2 separate regions of the Mus musculus genome follow, and region 1 is linked to region 2. A link is a loop called in an ENCODE intact Hi-C map of the cell type or tissue named here. Cell type or tissue: left cerebral cortex. All regions are shown on one strand. Each heading gives the region's core, and the rest is flanking DNA. Links, peaks and the distances in the headings are about the cores only. Region 1 has its middle 120 kb from the start of Gm35201. Region 2 has its middle 63 kb from the start of Gm35341.

Evidence for each region. A loop is a pair of places that touch in the nucleus more often than their neighbours do. Peaks named below come from ENCODE experiments on the same cell type or tissue, not always from the same donor. Only the 100,000 strongest peaks of a DNase experiment are listed, where the experiment ranks them.
Region 1: it touches region 2 in a loop (4-fold over the local background); 2 of 42 quality-filtered maps call a loop at or near these places.

What each region holds. Positions count from the first base shown.
Region 1 is chr1:186,254,471-186,265,900 of GRCm38, forward strand. No RefSeq gene overlaps it. Among named protein-coding and RNA genes, the nearest start is that of Gm35201, 120 kb to the left of the region's middle. In left cerebral cortex, for the core only: no CTCF peak of the experiment used is centred there; DNase peaks (open chromatin) are centred at 6,912, 7,190 and 7,718; H3K27ac peaks cover 236 bases.
Region 2 is chr1:186,339,499-186,350,928 of GRCm38, forward strand. No RefSeq gene overlaps it. Among named protein-coding and RNA genes, the nearest start is that of Gm35341, 63 kb to the right of the region's middle. In left cerebral cortex, for the core only: no CTCF peak of the experiment used is centred there; a DNase peak (open chromatin) is centred at 6,165.

The DNA.
Region 1 (11,430 bases), core at 5,382-7,881, 85 kb before region 2:
TGGAGCTTATCATGGGATGTGTGCTTTACTTGAAGTAAATAATAAATAACCATAGTCAGGAGAAACGATTTCCTGGCTCATCGACTGCAAAGGAGCTATGTTGCCTGAGAAAAGATGTGATCTCAAAGAACCAGGGTGTTTCTGATTTAACTGATGAAATCATTAACTCTGAGTTTCAGGAGGTGTGGTGCACAGCTCCCCACAGGAGGCAGGGGAGAGGGAATTCCAGGAATGTTTGCAAGGTGGAGAACTTCACTTTTGTGCAAACAAAATTATCAGGGTATTTCCAAGGGCAGCTACCCCATCTTGGTCCAGACTGGGGGAAGAAAAATCAGAAGCTAATGGAGAAACAAGATAAAGTTAGAGTAGTGATAGAGAAGGGAGATACAAAATAAAAGTATTACACAGTTGACGAATATGGGAAATTAAAGGTAATTTAGAGTAAACAGCCAAGGACTTTTCTTTTGAAACCTTAAGACTGTAAGATTTTCATTTTCTTTTTTCATCCTTCCTTCCTCTCTCTCTCTCTCTCTCTCTCTCTCTCTCATCTTATTCAGTATGGAAGGATAGCATGCAGGAGAATTAAAATCTATGACTTGGTTTAGGGAAGAAGGATGGAGAGGAAATGAAAGGAGAGGAAAGAGGAACAGAAGGGATGTAGTTTGGAGGGAAGGGGAGGAGAGGGAGGAAGAGGAGGAATAGGAAGGGGAGGAGGAGAAAGGAGAGAGAAGGAAGGAGACAGGGAGGAAGGAGAAAGAAGGGAGGGCAGGGGAAGGAAGAAGAGAAGGGGAAGGGGGAAGGGGGGAGGGGAGGGGAGGATGAAGAGGGGTAGGAAGAGAGAAAGGGGAGAGGAGGGAACAGAGAGATGTCTTTTATAATATGTCAGAGGAGGGAGACATAAACGAAACAACATTTTTATTTTCAACTACGCTTTCAGGGGAAAGCAAGCAAGAAACATTTCTGCAGGGCCATAGGGCCTGTATCAGCAGGAAACAGAGGTGGTTTGGCAACTGGAAGAATAGAAAGCTAATTATGCATTTAAAGTGCAATAATCTCTGTTTTCATCTTTCAATTAGAGAGAATAGACCTAAATAATATATTTATCACAGAGAGGTAGTATATGGCTGCAGGCAGCTCTAGGAGGTTTGTCCAAATGTAAATTAGATGCCTCTCTTTAGTGGTCACAGCCCTAGGGACACAGGCTCAGATTAACTAGTTCCTGTAGACATACCACAAAGAAGAGACAAGTTGTCCTTGCCTGGTGTATGTGTATGTGTGTGTGTGTGTGTGTGTGTGTGTGTGTGCGCGCTCGCGCTCATGTGTGGTCCCACATCAGGGTGCACAGAAGCTGTTGGAAGGAGACTGTGGGATTAGCACGATAGCCCTAACTGTCCCCACAGTTGGACGTTTTGTGACACAGATGGTGGAGCTCCTGTTTTCCTGAGTCACATTACCTGCTGGGAGCATAAGGACCCAGCAGGCCAAAGCTTTGTACAAAGCAGCAGTGCTCCTCAACCAGCTGCTTTAACTGAGCAATCGTCTGAATCCTGCGTCTCCTATAAAGGTGGAAAGGGTGGCTAACTATTTAACTTCTACTTGGTAAATGAAAACTACTAGCTCACACATGCATGCCTCGTGTGTGTGTGTGTGTGTGTGTGTGTGTGTGTGTGTGTGTCTGTGTGTGTCTGTGTGTGTCTGTGTGTGTGTGTCTTGTCTGTCTGTATCTGTGTGTCTGTGTGATGGTTAATTTTATGTGCTGCTTTGCTTGGTTAAGGAGCCTTGCTATTGATCAAATACGTGACCAGATATTACTTTGGAGGTAGATTTTGGGTGTAATAAACATTTAAATCAATAGGCTTTGGATAATGCCAGTTACACAACACAGCAAGGACAGGCTTCATCTAATAAGTTGCAGACCTTAGCAGCAAGGATTGGTGTTTTCCAAAAAAAAGATCACTGTCTGAGACTGAAATGTGATCCTGCAGGAGCTTGCAGCCTGGCAGCCTGGCCACACATTTCACCTTGCTGGCCCTCAAAATTGCATGAGATAATCCTGTAAAACATTACTTTCTACACTATGGTGGGGTGGGGGTGGGCTGAGGGCTGGGATCCCTGATCTGAAAATGTGAAGTCTCAACCCTTTCCAAAGCAAAACCTGAGCACTGAGATGTCACAGATGGGAACATCCCAGGCCTGAATTCACATGGCAGTGTAGACGGCAACGCATAAGATTTCACTGTGGTTAAGTGTAAGGAAGTGCCTCCAATTTTGTTTTTAGCATTTAGAGCCATTTCCCAAGATAGGTCAGTGTATATTAGCAAATATTCTACCCCACCCACCCTAAGCTTTTAGATAAAAGGCATTCATTCCAAGCAGAGAGAATGTGAAATGCGTGTGTGTGTGTGTGTGTGTGTGTGTGTGTGTGTGTGTGTTTGGTGTATGTTGTATGTGTGTATGTTTGATGTGTATATTGTGTGCATGTACATATTTGGTACATGTATGCTTATTTGTGTGTATATTTGGTATATGTGTATATGGCGAGTGTTTGGTGTGTATATGGTGGGTATGGTATGTGGTTGACGTGAGTGTGCCTATACTCTTGGTCCTGCTTATCTGAAAAAAACATAGCACAATGGAAAGCCAGCATCTGTCACCTTGACCCCGTGGAAGGTGCCTCAGGAATCAAAGCTGTGGCTGTGGGTCACAGTTCTGAACCACTTGTCAGGCATACAGCACCTCTGGTTTCCTGCGAGTCATGAGAATGCTGGTTTCTGATCTGGTGAAGGGCACATGCAAAGTCCTCCACCCCTTCCCCTTCATCTGGAAGAAGTACTCCTTACATCATCCACTGCCCTCAGAGCGTGTGGTAGGGATGCTAATGTTTGTTTGTTACTCCCCTTTTGCCAGAGGATCTACTGATAATTTTATCTTAGGTGTGGTGTTAATTTTGCTTGTCAACTTGGCTGGCTTGACGGATATCTAGAGAACTGGGAAGACACATTGGGCACGACCAGAGATGACTGGAAATGGGCAGCAGAGAACAGTCCCAGCATGCAACAGGGCAGTGATGGAGTGGGAAAGCAGAGGAACTGGGAATTTTGCTGTCACCTTAGCCCTGCATTCCCCAGCCCATACCTTTGCCTACAGCTGACATCCTGGGGCCTCACTGGGGCCTCACCATGGTACTAGACCTCACATCTGAGCCACAGCGGTGGCTGGGTGGGGGCTCAGGGCCTTTGTCCATGGAGAAGCAGCATCTCTGGCCTCTCTTGCCCTGGAGCTCTGGCTTCTTCTTCCAGGACAGAGCAGTCTTTTGTTTCCCTGACTCTCCAGCCAGTAGGCAGCCAATTTGGGACATTTAAGGCCCTGCTCACATGAGATTATCCAGTTAATCCCCTTTTGTGAATTGAATTCTTAGTTCTGCTGCTCTGGAAGCCTCCAGTGTAATAGGAACAGGATGACATAGTGATTACATATTTGAGAATGAAATGAGATGGATTTTTATGATTCAGTACTCTGGGGTAGCCAAGGATTGTGGACGGTAAAGAACAATTAAAGACAGTGTTTGTGGTTCATTAAGTAGAATATCCCTCGGTCCTGATTTCAGGGGTAAAGGACTATCATCTGCCAATTCTAACAAAAGCGAGGGATTTGTCAGGTCATACGAGAAGGAAGAAAAACACATGAGCTTTCAATAGCCTATGGCCTAGAAGTAGGCCTAAAAGGATAATCAGTTTAATGATGATGGGAACTGTCAATCACTCCCTGTGACTTGTCTTTTTATTTTGAAATTTACAATTGTTATAAAGATCAGTTGGCTTTTGCTTACCAACTTATTCCATTGTTATTTTTAGATCCTCAAAGTTTATTCTATAAATTCACTCCCTACAGAGAACCAAGGCACTCAGCTATTAACAATCTAGGAGAAAATCAAGAACTTCCTCTGAGTCCTTGTGGCTTCCCACTGAATGGGCTTTCTGGTCAACCTACATAGTTGATTTTTCTCTTGTGGCCAACCAAATCTGACTAACTAGTACATCCTTGTATCTTACAAGGGAAGAATACCTCAGAAAGGATGCTCAGATGTGACAGACCTTCAAAGCGGTGTAGGAAATATACCAAAAGGAGTCAGGTAGCTCATACTTTAGGCTTCTAAGTTACCTAGTGAGGGGCAGATGGATGTTACCATTTTGGTTGTTCAGGCATAGGTTGAATTAGAGCGCACTTAGGATGCTCCCCCACCTACACCAGCCTTTTCTTCAGGATGCCTCTGCTGATCTGAAGGGGTCTTGTGCTATATTTTCTTCTGGGGTCAGCTCTGAATTCATGCAAGCTTCTCACTCTGCCTTGCTCCAACCAGCTCAGTGGTGCCAATAGTACCAGCCAGGCATCAGCCCATCACAGCTCATAGGTTATAAGGTCTGAAGCATAGAAGCCAAATCCCAAGGCATACTTAGGATTACTACCTCTTGGTCTGGAGTCCTGTGGTCACGTCCTGCTCTACCCACTCAGTTTTGTCCAAGATATACCTTGCATTTGTTCTGTAAAATAAGCTGCATCTGGGCGGGGCGGGGGGGGGAGGGGCACTAAGAAGCTGGTGCTAGGGAGGTGCTACTAACAGATGCCATGCTGAAGCATGTAACTGGAGATTTTTGGCATCCATCTGAGGCAGCCCACGAGACAAGGAACAGTGTGTAACTCCAAACCTATCTTTACATATAATGCAAAACAAAAGACCACAGTGAGTGTTGTCACTGCCAATCCTGGTCATGCTAGAAAAAAAAAATTGCATACAAGTGAAGCTTAGTACCCAAGGAGAAATATCCTAAGCAGTCAGGTAAATAGACCTACATAGAGTATAACACAGACTATATGAATATATACGAATATATAAATCTATAACCCCATTGAAGTGTAAGCTATTATTATTAAACATCATTCATAGCTTGAGAATCCCCTAGAATGCAACCCCCTATTGACTTACTGGGGCACACTGGTGGGATACTCACTGGAATGGGGATCTTCTCTGAGGGTATGGCCACAACATGCTAGAAGAAGTGACAACCCAATTATTCCCCAGACACACAGGTTGGAGAATAACACATGCTAAGGCTCTGTTGCCTTTGTTGCTCTTCTTTGTATTTTACAATTGTGAAGTTTACAAAGGCAATGGCAAGTCTCATAGACCTGTCTAGTCTAGAAGCACAGACAGAATGCCTAATGTGTGCTATGCATTAGCTGAACTGAGCTTAGATTCCAGAGAATGCATAGCTTCAGGGGGAGATTAAACAAATAGACCATATACCTTAGAGTTGTAAGTCCTATAACCAAAGGGAGGCTAAGGAAGATAACCCGTGAGTGGGCTGTATATTCTAGTTAATGACCATTTGCTTGCCTTCAATTTCCAGAGTATAAATTGAAATTTATTAACTATATTGCACTGAAAAAAATCTAAATTATAGACAATAAAACCCCAACAAAGGTTCATTTTGTGTTATACAGAGATGAACATCAAGAACAAATCGTCTGAGGTGGAATAAGATGGTGTTAAAGCTGGAGTCAGGAGGCTGTGATGGTTGGTGTTTTAAGAAACAGCAAGAACATAAAGGAAGGTGAACAGAGGTGTCAGGGCAGGGATGATCATAGAGGACCTTGTCAACTGACGTGTATGGATTTCCTTCCACTATAAAGAGGTCTCATTAGGCAGTTTAGACCTCAGGAGGAACACGGCTTGATTTTTGTTTTTAGAGGGCCATGGTGACTTGAGAGCTGAGTGTGGCCTGGTAAGTATGGCTGGGGCACAGTAGGCACATGGTTACTGTTCAGGTGACCGAGTATGACAGCTTAGAAGGAGTGAGAAATGATTGAGTTCACTGTGTACTTTGAAAACAGAGAGCAGACAGATGGTAGGTTCTGTGTGGAAGAGATGGAACTAAAGAATCTAAGATGGTTCCTGGATTCCCAGCTCTGCAAACTAAGAACATGGTGATGGCATGTTCTGAGGTGGGAAAGAATCCAGGAGCAGGTGTGGGGTGCAGAATAGCCCAGCTTGTGCCCTTCAACTGTGAGAGACTTATTAGATATCCAGGTTGTGTGCTGAAAGGCATTTAGGAGATTGATGCCAGAGCTTGTGAGGTCTGGGAGCCATTGCAGTAGGTTTCAGGGAAGAACCCCACCCCAAGACTCATACTGGAATCAACACAGGAAGCTGAAGTATGAAGTGACTAGGAGAGGTGACCTTAGAAATATGACCAGCCACCTCATCTCAACTACCCTCTTTCCAAGAATCCTTAGAGATATCACAGGTGACATTATATGGAGTGAAGATTTCACAAACACACCCCCTTAATTATTAAAGAATTCCAGATGTCTGTCCAGATGTTTGGGGGGGGGCACTCAGGTGGCACACTCGGGCTGGGATCAGAAAAGGAAATCTGGGACATGGGAACACACTTGTGCTTTTGATAAAAGGGACATTACCTAAACAGCTTCACCCAGGTGTTTCCAACAAGGCTCATCTAGACAGACAAGCCATGTATGCTAGAGTCCTATATATTCAAAAATAGGTCTCTGGCCCAAGTCACAGTGTGAACTTGGGAATTATTCTTTGTAGGTGTGAGAGATGTGTTGTAATGTCTAGGAAAGAATTGATGGAGAACGAAGACAAGTGACCTTGGAAGGCATGTGAGCCCAGAGCTTAGAAACAGCAGAGATACCACAGATGGGGAAGAATATAGTCAACACACAGCATGTTTTCAATAAGAGGAGAAAGAAAAGATTCCCACATTCTACAGGAGCAGTGCTAATGCAAATATACTACACTGGGGTCCTGAGTGAATCTGAATTATGCGCAGTTTGAATTATGCTCATATTGTATTTGCAGTCAAAGTGCTGTGTGGGACTACGCCTCCAGATTGTACTTTCACAGGGAGAGCCATAAAGCACACTTTCTGGCCCAGCTTCTGTTTAGGGCTCGCCCACATTCAGGAAAAAAAAAAAAAAAAAAAAAGAAGCCAAAAGCCAGCCCTTGCTTCTGGTGACTTTCACAATAGTGTTGAAATGGCATCCGCCCTTGTGATTCCACACAAGTGGTCCAAAATAGAAATGCAAGAAGTTGGGGTCCCACACCCATTCTCCACCCCATTCACATCTCCTTTTGTTTTTATGTGCCTGCTTCTGGGAGTCCTTGATCTACAGAGGGTTTCCATCCTCCTTGGCAACCCCTGACCTCTGGCAGTTTGCCCAGGGCTAAACAATGATCCAGAATCCCTTAGCCGAGAGATGAAGAAAATGTGGAGAGGATAACTCACAGGCTGCTCTCTGGATCCTGGACTCCCCATTAGTCAACAAAGCCAGCTCCAGACCTCTGTCCTGGTGTTCTAAAACATACCAGAAGTTTCTACTTAAATGCATCTTCGATATTTCTGCTTTCTCTCTCTCTCTCTCTCTCTCTCTCTCTCTCTGTGTGTGTGTGTGTGTGTGTGTGTATGTGTGTGTGTGTGTGTGCATGGGTGTGCTTGTGCTCGCATGAGCAGTTTCATGGGCATACAAAGGCCAGAGTTCAACATCAAGTGTCTTCCTTAACTTCTCTCCATCTTATTTTCTGACTCAAGGCCTCTCGTTGAACCTGTAGCAAATCGATTCCTCTCTATCGGCTGCCCACTGGGCCCCAGAGAGCTCCCTGTCTCCTCTTGCCTGGTGCTGGGATCACAGTTGTAAACCCTGTGCGTTGTTTGAACTCAGGTTCTCGTGCATGAGCAGCAAGCACTTAAGTGAGTCTCGGCCACCTGTTGCCATGCTGCCCCCTCTCCTTGAATTCAGCCTCTGAAACATTAGCCAAAATCAACTCTTTCTTCATTAAGTTGCCTCTGGTAGTGGTTTACACAGAAAGAGAAAAGCAACCAAGACAGAAACAATTCAATTTGTGAGTCATCTGACTAGCCAGTTGGCTTCTTTTATCCCAAAGGGTCAGGTCCACAGAGTCACAGATGTGCAGGAAACCTTGGACTTGCTGTGAGCATCCCTCAAAATTTTTTTTATCACACTCTCACATTACATGCCTGCTCTACTGCTGTGCAACAACATATTATGTGAACATCATATAAACTACTTACTTGTATGTGAAATATATATACATATATACATATATATATATATATATATACACACACATATGTAGTGTCTGAAGTAGAAAAGAAAAGAAAGCAACTTTCAAAACTATATGCTAATTATGACAAAACATTTAACCTCACAATTCTCTGGTATGTTTGAGAAAAGAAATGATAAAATGAAACAACCACTTGAACTTTTAAACCCAAACACTGTATTTCTTTGTAAATGTTTGTGCCTGTGGGCATGCAGTGTGTGTGTGTGTGTGTGTGTGTGTGTGTGTGTGTGTGTGTGCTTAAATTAAAGGGCAGGTACAGAATATTAAATAGGATAATTGTAAATAGCTTGGACCTTAAATATACTAAGCTATGGGAGAAACTGACCTCCATAAGAAAGAATTACAAGTCTGATCATTCATGTTCTTTCTCTAAGGGGCTGGAGTAGTTGGAGTTTATATTGGAACAAGTTTTAGATTTTCTTCTCAAGTCAAATGGATACACTGTTATTCTGTGATTTAAAATTTCTCCAAGGTAACTTAATCCTCACTCAAGTGTAGTGTCATACTTGTGAAAGGTCATAACTTCTATTGAGCATCAGAGCTGGATGTGGTGGCCACAGTGAGACTCTCCGTTCTCTTATACTCGAAGCAGGAGGACTGTGAGCTCAGGTTCAGCCTGTGTTGCAAAACAAAACAATGTCCCAAAAAACAGAGCAAACAAAACAGCAGCAGCAACAGCAACAGGAATTGTGTTGGGGAAGAAGAGATCAGACCATTGCATAACTTGTGCACTTTGTCCCAAGAAACTTCCTTTTCACTCTTAACTTCTGAGTTTCTTCACATGTAAAATGGATATTGTGGCTGAAAAGATGGCTCAGTTGCCACACAAACCTAAGGACCTGAGTTTGGATCCCCAACCTCTGTGCAAACAAAGCTGGACACTGGGTCCATACCTGTCATCCTAGCACTGAAGGGGAGGAGCCACGAGATTCCTGGGGCTTGCTAGGCAGCTAGATCTGGTAAACGAGTGAGGATTGCTGGGCATGAGAGAAGCTCTTTCAGAAAGCAAATTACAGAAAGACTAAGGAAGACAACTGCTACAGATCTCCAGCCTTTGAACATGTGCACATTCCTGCACATGCACAGGTGCACACAAACATGAAGATATAAACATATACCATATCCACAACTTAAATAAATATAGGAATAATTACATAATTTTCACACTCTCCCTGAAAAACATATAAAGGTTGATGCATTGTTGATTAAGAGGCATAGTTTGAGATCTTAGAAGAAGGGGTTTCTGTAGATGATGTATAGTGTTGTCACTATTTCATGTGAGGTTCTGCTGCATAGGTGGGATGGTCCCCTCTTTGAAGGGTCACAGAAATGAGCAAGCCCGGCCTCCAGAATGACACAACCTAATCCTCCCTACTGAACAGCTCCCTGGGTTCTGACCATTGTTCCCTGTTTCCTGGCTCTCCACAAGCCCGATCCTTAAACATTGAGCAAGCTTCTGGCTTGGAGAAGAACTAAGTGCATATTTGCCTATATTCCAAAACCAAGATGACGTACACTTCCAATCGAACAGATGTGGTCAGCCGTTGATTAGACCCAGCGGAGGAGTCTGAAACTCAGCCAGAACAGCAGAGAGTAAGAAACAGGGGTGAGCAAAGGTGAACAGATATACAATGTTTCTTCCTTCTGATTACTGGATTTTCTCTCCTTTTCCTCCTCCTCCCGTTTTACTCCTCTTCTGGCTCCTCCCTCCCTCCCTCCCTCCCTCCCTCCTTCCCTCCCTCCCTCCCTCCCTCCCTCCCTCCTTCCCTCCCTCCCTCCCTCCCTCCCTCTCTCCCTTCTCCTCCTCCTCTTCTGCCTCCAAGTTTTCCCATTTTCTCTGTAAAAAATTTTTCCAAGTGTTTCCCTTCCTGGCTTTCTTTGTGGACATTAGCAAAGGTGTGTCCACTGTTAGGGAAATTTTCCTATTACCTTCCAAGTGTTCACAACTGAGCAGGATTTTTGAATGGAACTCAATAAGTATGGCCAATTTCAATAAATCAGAGACTTATGTATCCATTAATGGGCTCTCCAGGCTCCTTGATATTTCTCCCTTTGCTTCCGGTTGCTTCCTGTCTGTCAGCCATTTCCTGGAAACCTGCCAACCCAACTGCTTTCACAGAACCATGGAATAATTGAGTTGGAATAGGATGTGAATCTTTGCTCCAAACTTCCTCTCTTCTTTAGCACAAATGGAAACGCCCCTCACAATATCTCTGCCACATTCCTTGCCGACTCAGCTCTGAAGACTGGGTTCCCATGCCCCAGGTCCCTTTTCATTTTCCTCCATCAGAGCCACATAGCTGCTGACATTTTGCCAGACAGAAGCCCTTCCTTTGCTGGAGGGCAGCCTTGGACTGTCTGAGCCCACATTTCCCATGCTCTTGGGAGGCCCTTCCTGGGGACTCCCGAGCCTTCAGTAATGACTTTAGGATGCATAGGACCATAAAGAGCCTGGCTCTTTCATTTTGTGTCAACTGCACGGGGTCTGATAACTGAAATCTACTGTTATCAGACCCCGTGTAGGATGAAACAGTAAGAGACTTCATGGATCGTTGTCTGGCATGCTGTTGTCTGGGCTTTCAGAGTATGTACATGTGTGTGTAAATTACATAAAAAATTAAACACCCAATGTTTAGCCTGTTTCTGTGTGAGCCCAGAGGGTACAGACTGATCTCCATCTATATCCCTATATTTGCTTCTCTAGTAATCTCTTTCATCATGTGTGAGGTAGACTTGCCATGTCAGTTCCAAACTAACAGATTTTGTCCAGCATTTTGAACTATATGAGACATATGCCCATTCAGTTTTAAGACATTCTCTTTAACAGAGAATACACCAAACATGGAATAAATAAATCTGACCTTTTAAGTGTTTGTTTCTTAATATTATAGCACATGCTTCTAGTCTCTAGGCTTGGCTTTTGTTTTGCTTTGAATATTGTTTTAGAGAACATTCCAGATATCAGTTAAGAACTGAAGCCATCTCAACATATGCCACTCTTGACTTTTTTTTTTTTTTAACAATCTGATCTGTAAAATGTCCAACAGAGCAAGTATAAGGATGAGGTATGGGCGTTAACTAGGGAGTCTGACTTCTGATTGTACATGTCTGTATGTTCTTCCTCTTCTTTTTTGATAAAAGCACGCACATTGCTGTACCATCTTCCTTCCCCTGTAGAAGACAAAAGCAACTTAACAGAGAAAGGTCCCACATTAGCTCCTATTTGAGGGGATCCAGTCCTTTGTGGTAGGGAAGTTGGCAGT
Region 2 (11,430 bases), core at 5,045-7,544:
TGGCATGATCGAAGAAAGCCCTGAGTGCAAGCCCCAGAAGAAAAAAGGAGGGCAGGAAGGAAGGAAGGAAGGAAGGAAGGAAGGAAGGAAGGAAGGAAGGCAGGCAGGCAGAAGGGGAGGAAGGGAGAAAAGCAGGAATGAATGGAGCCAGGGAGGGAGGAAGAAAGGAGGGAGGGAAGGAGGGAGGGAGTGAGGGAGGGAGGGAGGAAAGAAAACAAGGAGAAGAAGGGGGAAAAGAAGGGATGAATGGATAGAGGGAGGAAGGAAGGAAGAAAGAAGGAAGGGAGGGAGGGAGAGAAGGGGAAGGAAGAAGGAAGGAAGAGAGTAGAGAAAATAAGGGATCAGTGAAGGAGGAAATGAAACAGGAAGAATAGTTATGAGAGGTTTTTGAGAAATGTTATCCTAATATGATAGTTAAGGAAGGAAAGAAAGAATAAGTAGCCAATAAGTGTAAAATAACGTGCTTGAAATAATACACGATACAGTCTAAATTTTTTATTTTATTTTTTTACATTTCTGTGTACACTTTGGTATGTGAGTGAGATATAAATGTGCTATACATGGTGTGTGTGTGTGTGTGTGTGTGTGTGTGTGTGTGTGTGTGTGTGTGTGTGTGTGTAAGTGTGTGCCTCTACACAATTACAGAGGCCAGTTAATGACCTCCTGTGCTCTGCTCGGTTGCTCACCAGGTTATTGCCTTGAGAAAGGGACTCACATTGAGCCCGGAGCTTTGCTGGCAGACAGCAGGGCCCAGTGAATTTCCTGCACCCACCACTCTCTAGCACTGGGGTAGTGGGAGCTTGCGGCCATGCCAGGCTTTCTATGGCCTCTGGGGATCTAAAGACAGTGTTCATCATCTTCAAAATCATTTTATGTTTATGTGCTGGGTGTTCTGCTGCATTAAGTCTGTGGACCACATGTGTGCCTGGAGTCTGCAAAGGCCATAAGAGGGTGTCAGATCCCCTGAAATGGGGGCTACAGAAGAATGTGAGCACCATGTGGGTACTGGGAATCGAACCCAGAACCTCTGCAGAACAGCCTCCTCACACAGATTCCAATTGGGCCCTTAATAGGTACATTTTGTGGGGAATTTTTTTCCAGTAACAAAATTCTAATGTCCCGACACATAGTGTGTATGTGTTGTCATAAGGTGTACCACTAGTTTTTGTTAAAAAGACAATATAATCTTATTCAGTTATGATAATACTATCGTGTAATTTAACAAATGCTTCCAATAAATACATTAGTGATGGATTACAGAAAACTAGGAAAACGTTGTCAAGATAATGTGACAATCTGGCTAATCTCATTTCAGTGTGTTAACATCTTGTTCCAAATAGTGACAGAAACAGAGTGACTATATCCCAGAGGATCTAGCTGCAGCAAGGCACTGAAGGAAACATGAGGTCCTCCCAACCCACTCTCCCTGTGTTCCTCCTCAGTTTGGCCATATGTCGTGTGCTCTGCTTTTAACCCATGTCTTAAACAGCTCAGCATCCTTCTCCATAATCTCTTCCTGCACATTTCTTCTATCCAACTCCTTTTTAACTTATTTATGAAGTTCATTATTTCTCATGATATCTATTTTGCACACAATTCAAGACATCTTTAAGCTCTTCTTCTGATCAAAGTAGCTTGGTGAGAAATCTATTCACAAAAGGAGCCTAAGCTTTTAATACCAGCCTATCTTCTCACAAAAGGAGCTATTTGATAAAGCAGAGGTGGTTTTTGGCATGTGTCTACCACACTGGAGAGGGAAGAGCTGCACGGGCATCTACACAGGCCAGCCAGATCTCAGCAAAAGGATAAAGAATAAGACTAATGTCTTGGTTGAATCCTGGCTGCACTTGTGTCATCTGTACATGGGGGAGTCCATGTGCGCTTGGCGATCATCAGTTGTAGCAGCTCATGAATGAGGTCATGCGTTCCATTGTGCATCTGAGCATCTAGCTAATAGTCCCTCTTCCACAGTCCCTCTGGACCGAGAAGCATATGCTGTGTCTCACATTCCTGTCCCCCACCCCCACCCCCAATTCAATACGTTGGTGCAAAAGCAGAAAAGTGGGTGAACAGAGCTTTACGAGGTGGGAACGGAGCCTGTGATGCTTTATATATGCTCAGCCCAGGGAGTGGTACTTCTAGAGGGTGTGGCCTTGTTGACATAGGTGTGTCACTGTGGGTATGGGCTTTAAGACCCTCCTCTGAGCTGCCTAGAAGTGAGTATTCTGCTAGCAGCCTTCAGATGAAGATGTTGAACTCTCAGCTCTTCCTGCACCATGCCTGCCTGGATGCTGCCACGCTTTGATGATAATGGACTGAACCTCTGAACCTGTAAGCCAGACCCAATTCAATGTTGTCCTTATATGACTTGCCTTGGTCATGGTGTCTGTTCACAGCAGTAAAACCCTAACAAAGACAGAGTAATTCATCTGTTCATCACAACAGGACAGAATGTCTGCAGTGTACCAGGAGAGAGGCACAAGGAGAAAGCGATCTTCAGTTTAAACAGTGGAATTCTAGCTCCATCAAAGCGTGATAAAAGCCCACTCCTAATGACCTTGAGCTATTGTAACAGCACTGCCATGGCTCTGGGCCAAGAAAGCACTCAGCTGTTCTCAAATATTACCATTCTGGAGGAGGGTGTCTAATCTACTGTAAAAGTATTTTGAACAAGACGGTGATTATTTGAAAGCTTTGAAGCATAAATTTGAGACTCTACTGTCTGCAAGTTCTCTCTGGAAGAGCCTGTGTGCCTCCCCTCCCATTGATGTCCAGCAAAACCATCCTCTGCTTCATATGTGGCGGGAGTCATGGGTCCCTCCATGTATACTCTTTGGTTGGTGGTTTAGTCCCTAGAAGCTCTGGGGTTACTGGTTGGTTCATATTGTTGTTCCTCCTATGGGGTGCAAACCTCTTCAGCTCCTTCAGTCCTTTCTCTAGCTCCTCCATTAAGGATCCTGTGCTCAGTCCAATGGTTGGCTGAGCACATCCACCTCTGGATATGTCAGGCACTGGCAGAGCCTCTCAGGAGAGAGCCATACTGGGCTCCTGTCAGCAAGCACTTCCCAGCATCCTCAACAGCATCCAGGTTTGGCGACTGTATATGGGATGGATCCCCAGTTGTGAGCATCCAAATCTGTATTAATCAGGATCTGGCAGAGCCTCTCAGGAGACAGCTGTATCAGGCTTTTGTCAGCAAGCATTTGTTGGCATCCACAATAGTGTCTGGGTTTGGTGACTGTATATGGGATGGATCCCCAGGTCAGGCAGTCTCTGGATGGAATAGGGAGTTTTTGGAGGGGCAACCAGGAAAGGGGATAACATCTGAAATGTAAATAAAGAAAATATCTAATAAAAAAAAAAGAGAGAGAGCCTGTGTGCCTCTTTAGATTCTATGATCTTGATCTCAAAACTGACAATATCAACTCAAAATTTTTGAGCAAAGATTAAAAAAAAAAAATGACCCTGGGGTTACAATGAAGTCATGCATAATTGTTAATAGGCTGTGGCTATTACTGATCTCCTTAGAGAAAAAAAAAAATGATGAAAAGAAATGGAAGCTATGCTCAAACAAAAGCTAGAGTGTCCTTGATTAGGAAAGTGCCTTACCTTTCCACAGAAATAAATACCATTAGGGGACCACTCTATTCAGAGAGCACTGGTTTAAGAGTTTCTTTGGTTCTCACTGCACTACTTTCTACTTCTGATAACTCATTTAATAACTAACCCCCTTATCTTTAAGTGACAAATTCTAAATCAGGACTATGTTGTATGTCAACCAAGGATTACAGAGCTGACCCTGTGTGGCAGCTGGGTAAGCCACAGCTGTGATTAAAAGCTTAATAGACATGTCCGATCTGGGCTTTCCCTGCCCACCGGTCCTGGAACTCAGGCTGTTTATTTAAAACCTCTGGCTCATTATCCTCCTCTCCTGCACAATGGAATTAAGGTGGACTATCTTCTAGAGCTGTTTAGAAGACTGTACTTTAAATATGTATAACCAAATAAGGACCTGACACAAAATGACTCTTCCATAAATTACAATCCATTTTGTACACACATAGACTAAAACTCACAGTCCTTATAAGGAGCTAATAAGGAGATAAGTGTATGCATGTTATTTGTTGCTTCTGTATTTTTAATGCTATTTTACTTGTATTGAACATTGCACACATTTATATAATGTATTTTATCCGTACCCATTCACCGTTGTCTCCCTCTAGTTCCTAGTATCTCCCAGTCTCCTTCCCAACTCTATGTCATCACTTCATTCATGACACCCTGGAGACAGTCAGCACTGCACATCTGGTGCTGTGTCCTGGGGCCCACCAGTGGTTACATCCCCACAGGAGGTTAACATTACCAAAAAATCCTTGGCTAGGGATGAAGCTTTGGGATCCCCTCTCCCTATCCACAGAGGAATTTTGGCTTGATCTTCTGTAGACCTTGTACAGGTTACTGGTGCCTCTGGGTTGCAATGTTACATACTATCTCCAAGAGAAAAATATATGGAGGCATGACTGAAAGAAGACAGACTAGAGTACAACTTACATCTGAATAATAATGTTTAATCATACTGCATATATCAAAATATTTAAAATAAAAACAGTGACATAGCACTATTTTAGATTTCTACTAATACAAGAGATGAATTTGATATATGGATTTATAAGATTTCATAATAAATAGCAAAATTTTATAGTAAATAGTAACATTTTTAGAAGTATACATTGTTTATATTTCTTTAGGCACTTTAACATTTAAGACACACAATAATTATGCACATTTGTGGGGCACTGTGTGATATTTTGATACATATATGTGATACGTGATGAATGGCCAGCTCAGAGACACAGTCACAGCCATCATTCCAAGTGATGATGCACCTTCTCTGTGGGAAACATTTCTTGTCCTCTCTATGAGCTATTTTTTAAAGCTTATGTCAATTAACCTTTTACGCAATTAACCAAGGTTAAATAAAGATATTTTCAATTAAAACTTATATTCTTCTTTGTATTTATAAATTCTGTGAGATGTTATTTATCATTATATTTGGCTAGCATCATTGCTTCATAAAAGGACTTTTGCTTCATGTTATGTGTGCAGGACTTTATTTAGTCTTCTTAACATTTCAGCCAGCCTTCTCAAGTTAAAAATACACCATTTGGATTATTTGACTCCATATAGATTATTAGATAACTGTTTGTCGGACTTTCAATTCGGGTCTCGTATCTTAGTTAAATTCTCAAGGACAACTTGGCCTTCAGTGTTTGATAGCTCAGAAACCACAGTTCTCCTTTAATATTAATGTAATATTTCCAAATGGGAAAAGTGCAATGTGCTGCCTCTTTAGAGTTTCTGGTACTCTCAGTAGAACAATCTTGTGAACTAAACTCATGTCTCTTGAAGCACAGTTTAAGTGGTTTGCTAAATACCAACGCTGCTACATATCACAAGGAGCTGCCATCACATTACCTTGCTTTCAACACTACTGAGAAATAGCTGACACATCAATGATAAATGCAAGAATTAAATGGTCCTCTCCCATGATGAGGTATATTATGGCTTCCTTTGGATGCTCTGAGGAGGGAAGAGTGTGATTGATTGTGTTGGGGAAGAAATGAAAGACTCAGTAAATAATTGCTTTTCTCACTCATCTCAAGACCAGACCTGAATCTCAGACAGTTGCGATTTCAGGATGGTACATGAAAGGACAGTTTAGCCTTTATTAGATCTAAGAAACTGGATTTAAGGATGAAGAATGTCTCAAATGCTGATCTGAGTAAACCGATCAAAAATAGAACATTACCTAAATGTTGAGGAGCTCAGATTTATAAAAGACAGAGACATTCACGTGTAAAACCAAAGCATTTGGGCCATTGAGAAGAAAGGTTGTGGCCTGGCTTCTAGCCTGTCTCTATCCTTAACCCTTTCCTTTTGAATTCAAAGAGATTAAATCAACTTCCCCGGGCCAGTCCTGGATGAGAACATCAAGAGCATGTTGGCTGTGAGAAGGAGAAGGGGGAGATGGAGACGGGGCTGTGAGATCATAGGTCTTTTCCATCTTTGCATCCTGGGTTTCTGCCATTCCTTCCCACACAACTCAAACTGCAGCCACACTGGCTCGCTTGCCATTCCCTAAACATACCCCACACTTAAGTCGGAAGAGCCTTGCACATATTGTTCTACTGCTCTCACGCCACCTCCTCATTTCTGCCCTGCAAGCTCCTACACATGTGCACGAGTCCTACCCCACTTTTTGAAATCTACCTCAATTCACAAGAGGTAAACTGTGTCTCCCACTGGCTTCCATGCTTGCCTATTTCTCCCCCACTCTGACTCTGTGTAACTGAAATGTACGTAGCTGAAATGCCTTTATTCCTCTTATGGAATAAGCTGAGCTCCTAAATCACTTTCTGTTCCGTCCTTGACAGAGAGCTCAACCATGGAGAGCAGGGTTGATAACCGTGTGCATCGTTTTAGATAAGCCATAATTCAGACACAAGAGTGACAAAAACAAGGAGAGGCTGCTAGAGGTAAAGATCTAGGTCAGGGTGAGAACTGAGGTAAAGACAGAGGTAGGGATGGAGATGGGGTGGACAGTGGTCCTAAGAAGGGGAACTGAGGTGGGGATAAGGCTGTGAATATGGACAGGGGTAAGGACAGAGGTAGTGATGGGGAAAGCAATGGGGATGGGAAAGCATGGGGTTTGGGATGGAGATGAGGAGAGAGACAGAGCTAGGGGAGGGATAGAATAAAGACAGAGACGGAGGGGGAAATGAGGATAAGGAGAGATGGGGTGGTGTTGGGCTATACATAGGGGCAGAAGGAAGAGGGTGAGATGAAGACAGAGATAAAGGAGCAGAAGCTGAATGGAGACTGCGGTGGCGGTAGAGGGCGTGAGATGGAAGAGACAGAGATAGAAATTGTGTGCTGCTTGTTTCAGTTACCAAAGGGGGCAAACCTCAGGGACAGAGAGGCACAGAACCTCTGTGCGAATGTTTACTCTGAGGGCTGTAATTTGGATAAGTAGAGGGAAAGCAGACTTCATTAAATTTGCAATGAAACTGCCGGGTACATCAGGATGCAGAACAGGGGATAATAGAGCTCCACTATGCTTTGGGTTATTTTATTTAGATTGAGTTTGATCGTCTTTAATACTGAATTCTGAGTCTCAGGAAGCGTAGACTGTGTATTTCTTTTAAGTATATGCAAAACAAACAAACAAAAAAACCAACAAAAACAAAACTAATATCTTCAACAAATAAAAAGCTGCTTTTGAATGAAGAACCATGGGAATCTCCATCACAATTACACTAAATTAATATCCCTACTAAGAGAGTGAGCTTCACAAACAATTGAAAAGGAAAGCAATACAAAAACACCTCTTTTTACACATTAGCCACCCTGCTATAAACATCAAGGAAGAGTGAGATGCCTCATGCACAGGTGGAGCATGCGGTGTCAAGATAGATAGATAGATAGATAGATAGATAGATAGATAGATAGATAGATAGATGGATGGATGGATGGATGGATGGATGGATAGATAGGTAGATAGAGAGATAGAGAGACAGAGAGATAGAGAGATAGAGAGATATAGATACTCAGGAAGCAACTTTTATGACCAGAGATGCTTTTAAGAATGAAAAATTAAGACACAGTTAACACACACCACCAATACACCACACCATAGAACATAACTTAGATGAGCTAATCTGCAAGAGTGGAGTAAAAAAATGAGGTAATGCTGTTGAGGGGATTATATTCAAAATATGGCAAGACATCAATAGTGACCGAGCGGAGGAAGGAAGGCGTCTCAGCTGTTAGCAATAAGGCAACCGCAAATTTGCAAGATGTATTAACTGCTTCAGTAACTGGTAGTTCAAGAAGTTTAATCCCCAAGACTTCATGCGACCGTCTGTGACAGGGCTGCCCGAGCTATACATCTTTTTCTTGGCCGTGGTTACTGAAATTCTTCCTCCCTTCGTCCTTCCCTCGAGGGTCAGTTCAGGAAGAAAGAGTAGTAGATGGAGAGCTGGCTTCTTGTCTTTCCTCATCCTGCAAAGACTGCCTCCACCACGGACAAGAGGAATGTGTAATGTTGCTCAGACAGGCGGAGGAACTGACACCACGTTTTCTATATCACCCAATGTGCTGAAGGGTGCAAATCATTTGTAAAAGCATTAAGTTGGTTACATTGGCTAAGCAGTTGAAATTGTAAGCTCTTGAATGTCAAGCGCTGACCCTGTGGGGTGGGGGGAGGTTGAAGTGGAATGGTGTGGTGGAGGGCAGGCTTTGGGTCATGTTTTATACTGGAAGTTTAATTGTCCTGGCAAGGATGTTGAAGTGACTCATTGAGCTGAAGTGGATTCTATCTTCCAGCACAGATTTGAAATGGGGGAGGATAGCGCAGCAATAGTATCTTTAAAAGAATTGGCTTAGTTTGCCTCAGCCCCTAACTACTTCCATGCAGATTCATTTGTTTTGGACACCAATGTTGAAAGCAAGCCAATGATAGCAAAAATAGTGTCTATGTCGCCCCTTTTGAACCCACACAAACCTTTTCACTGTGTTTAAGCCAGGGATTTTTTTTTCCAAAGAAAATTACATGTTCTTTGGTCCTTTCCGATCTTTTATTGAAGAACGTTAAATAGTTTATAGCTAGAAAGAATTATAAAGTCATCATGACACCAAGTTTGTGCAATGGTGTTTTCCAAATGTGTTTTGATTATTCTCACAGAAACTCTCATCCCACTCAGAGATGAGTGTTTCTAACTTGGCGTTGTAAGGTGAGTCATGCTGTCTGTTTATCCCCGGGACATAGGTGCTGGATTTACCTTGCTTTAAAGGAATGCTCTCTGCATGGGTTTTATAATCCTTTGCTAGTCAGTGGCCAACCCCCTGAGATGCCCCTTGTGTCACTGAAAATAGTGAACTCGAAACTCCAGCACAGAGCAACCCTTTACTATCAGCTGGGGAAATTTTCTGCTGGAAGACTGTTGCATATGCTTGCAGAAATGCTGCCTCTTAAATCCCCACCCCTAAGAGTGTAATCAGAGCTATTCCAAAGGCAAGTAGGACCAAGTAATCTCCATCCAGAGGGTGTCACAGAAAACCTGTGGATGCTATTGCTGGGCTGGGAAGGGAAATCAGGGAAGGATGCGGAGAACAGGGACATTTTGTTCCCAGAATACCTTTACTAAGAGACTCTTAAGATGAAGCTAGTAGTCACTGCATGATAAATGGGTTTTGAATCGTGTGGAAGCTCAGGGGAGGGACTGGCATTTTGATTACCCAGATTCAAATCAGACCAAGGAGAGTAGAAAGGGGTTAATTTCTTAGAAATCTCAGAAGCAGAATGAACAGGCTCCAGTAATAAAAATAAAATAAAATAAGCAGTAATGAAGCAGCTGAGTGATAGAATTTCTTTCAGTCTTTGAAGTGGGAAAGTGTCGTGATGAATTCTGTTGGTCCAGGTGAACTTGGGTCACCTACAGGAAGCTCTGCTGGCGACAAAAGAAACATAAACTTGCAGCCATGATAAGATCATTGCTAGAGGAGTCAGAGACCATCACTGTGGGAGTGACCACTGAAGGCTGGGGGGAAAGTATGCTCTCTAAACTGGAGAGAATGGAAAGATAAAGCTAGAATCCGTGTTTCTAGTCAGGCAGGGCAAATAGAAAAGGTGCAGCCCTTCTGTTTCATGGAAAGACCACCAAAAAGCATCAAGGTGGCATAGAAGAATAGTTGAAAGGAAAATGAAATCTAACAAGAGCATTTTATAAGCTAGAAGAACAGGGAAATGTGGAGTGAGTGAGGAAACCTCACAGCAAAAGGGAAGGCTGTACTGATGAAGCCTAAGTGCAGCCAAGTTGATGTGTAGTGTTATTCTGGCAGAAATAGAGGCGGGTGCATAGATAGGAGCTATTCAGTATTGGAGGTAACATATCTTCAGAGATTTAAACTCATTTAGATTCAGAAAAACAAATAAAACATCACATTTCTTTATGCCTTCCTCAGTTCCACACAGCCAAGAGTCATGTTCTCTTTACAGTGAGGTGGAAGATTATATAGCTGACTATCCAAGGTGAGAAAGCTAGAAAATTCGTGGCTCAGGGTTCCCTAAAAGAGCAGTGAGCATGGAATAACTTACCAAGTAAGAGGTTATATGGGAGCATCCTAAAAACTAGCAAGCAGTCTGTTCCCCTCCTTTTTAGCCCCCTGAACACAGCTGGCAATGCTGACTTCTGCTGAGGTTGGATGCTCCCTTAGGCAACGGGCCTGGGGTGGGGCATTGCCCAGGAGAATAGATTCATGGTTAGCAATGTTTAGAATCCTCTCAATTAATAATGCTATCCTCAACAATATTAATACTCAATTGTTCCATCATAGCGCAACATACCCTTAACAAAATACCTTGCTAATTCAAGATGCGATTCATAAACACACAAATTGTCAATATTGAGTTAATGACAAAATGAAAACTTCCTGCAATTGTCACTCTTGCTACTAAGTGTAAAGCAGTACAAACAGCCACGTCTTTCTGACTATTTTATTATTCCTTTCAGCTGGGCTTGCCATCTTTACCTCACTAAATGGATTCATGGATTCCTAGTGCTGAGAGGAGAGCAAGTTTGTCACTGGTACATGGAATGTTGGGAGAGGCGGGGCCTATGGTGGGGTGCAATGCCCTAGGGCAAATGAACAGGTTCAGGTTGGAGTGGAGTTTGAGACCAATACAAGGAGGATTAATGGCTATGATTGCCTGCCCCTGAAGCCCCTTTCTTCTTTAGTTCCTGTTTGATTAAGCTATTAGTCCCTTCCTATTCAGAGCAGAAAAGTCTACATGGGATGAGCTCCCTGTCTCATTTCTTCCATTTTTTCATCCCTCAACTTCCCAAGAGCCAAATCTTTGGCCTTAGAAAGACCAATGGAATGGGCCCACCCATTCCCAGAAGGAACTTGACGTTCTAGCCCTGAAGCTTCCTCCTCTCCCATCTTCTGTGTTTCCAGAGAATAACTCTGGCTCTATAGTCACTCTGACTCCCTGAAGCACCCGCCATCTGCCCTCTGCCCCCTCCACACCCCACCAATGACTGCAGCAAGAGACAGCTAGTGCTGAGTGTTTTGTTTCCAGTACTGAGCTTTCAGCTCAGCAATCTTCCCTTTCCAGTCCATGTGCCCCAGAGTCTGGGGAAGGACGCAAGCCTGAGCCTCAGCTGCAGATCTTCTCGAGCAGCAGCAACATAACTGCAGTCCCTGGGTGTGCTAGACTTTGTAAAAGTGTGCACGGTTTATACCCTGGGGTTCAGCCAACAGCCCCATCAGCTTTGCATACAGAAACTTCAGAAGAAGCAGCAGAATTACCAAGAGTAGAACAGGTAAGCAAGGCACCTGGGAGTCTTGTCTTAAGGCCCCGGTCCCCTG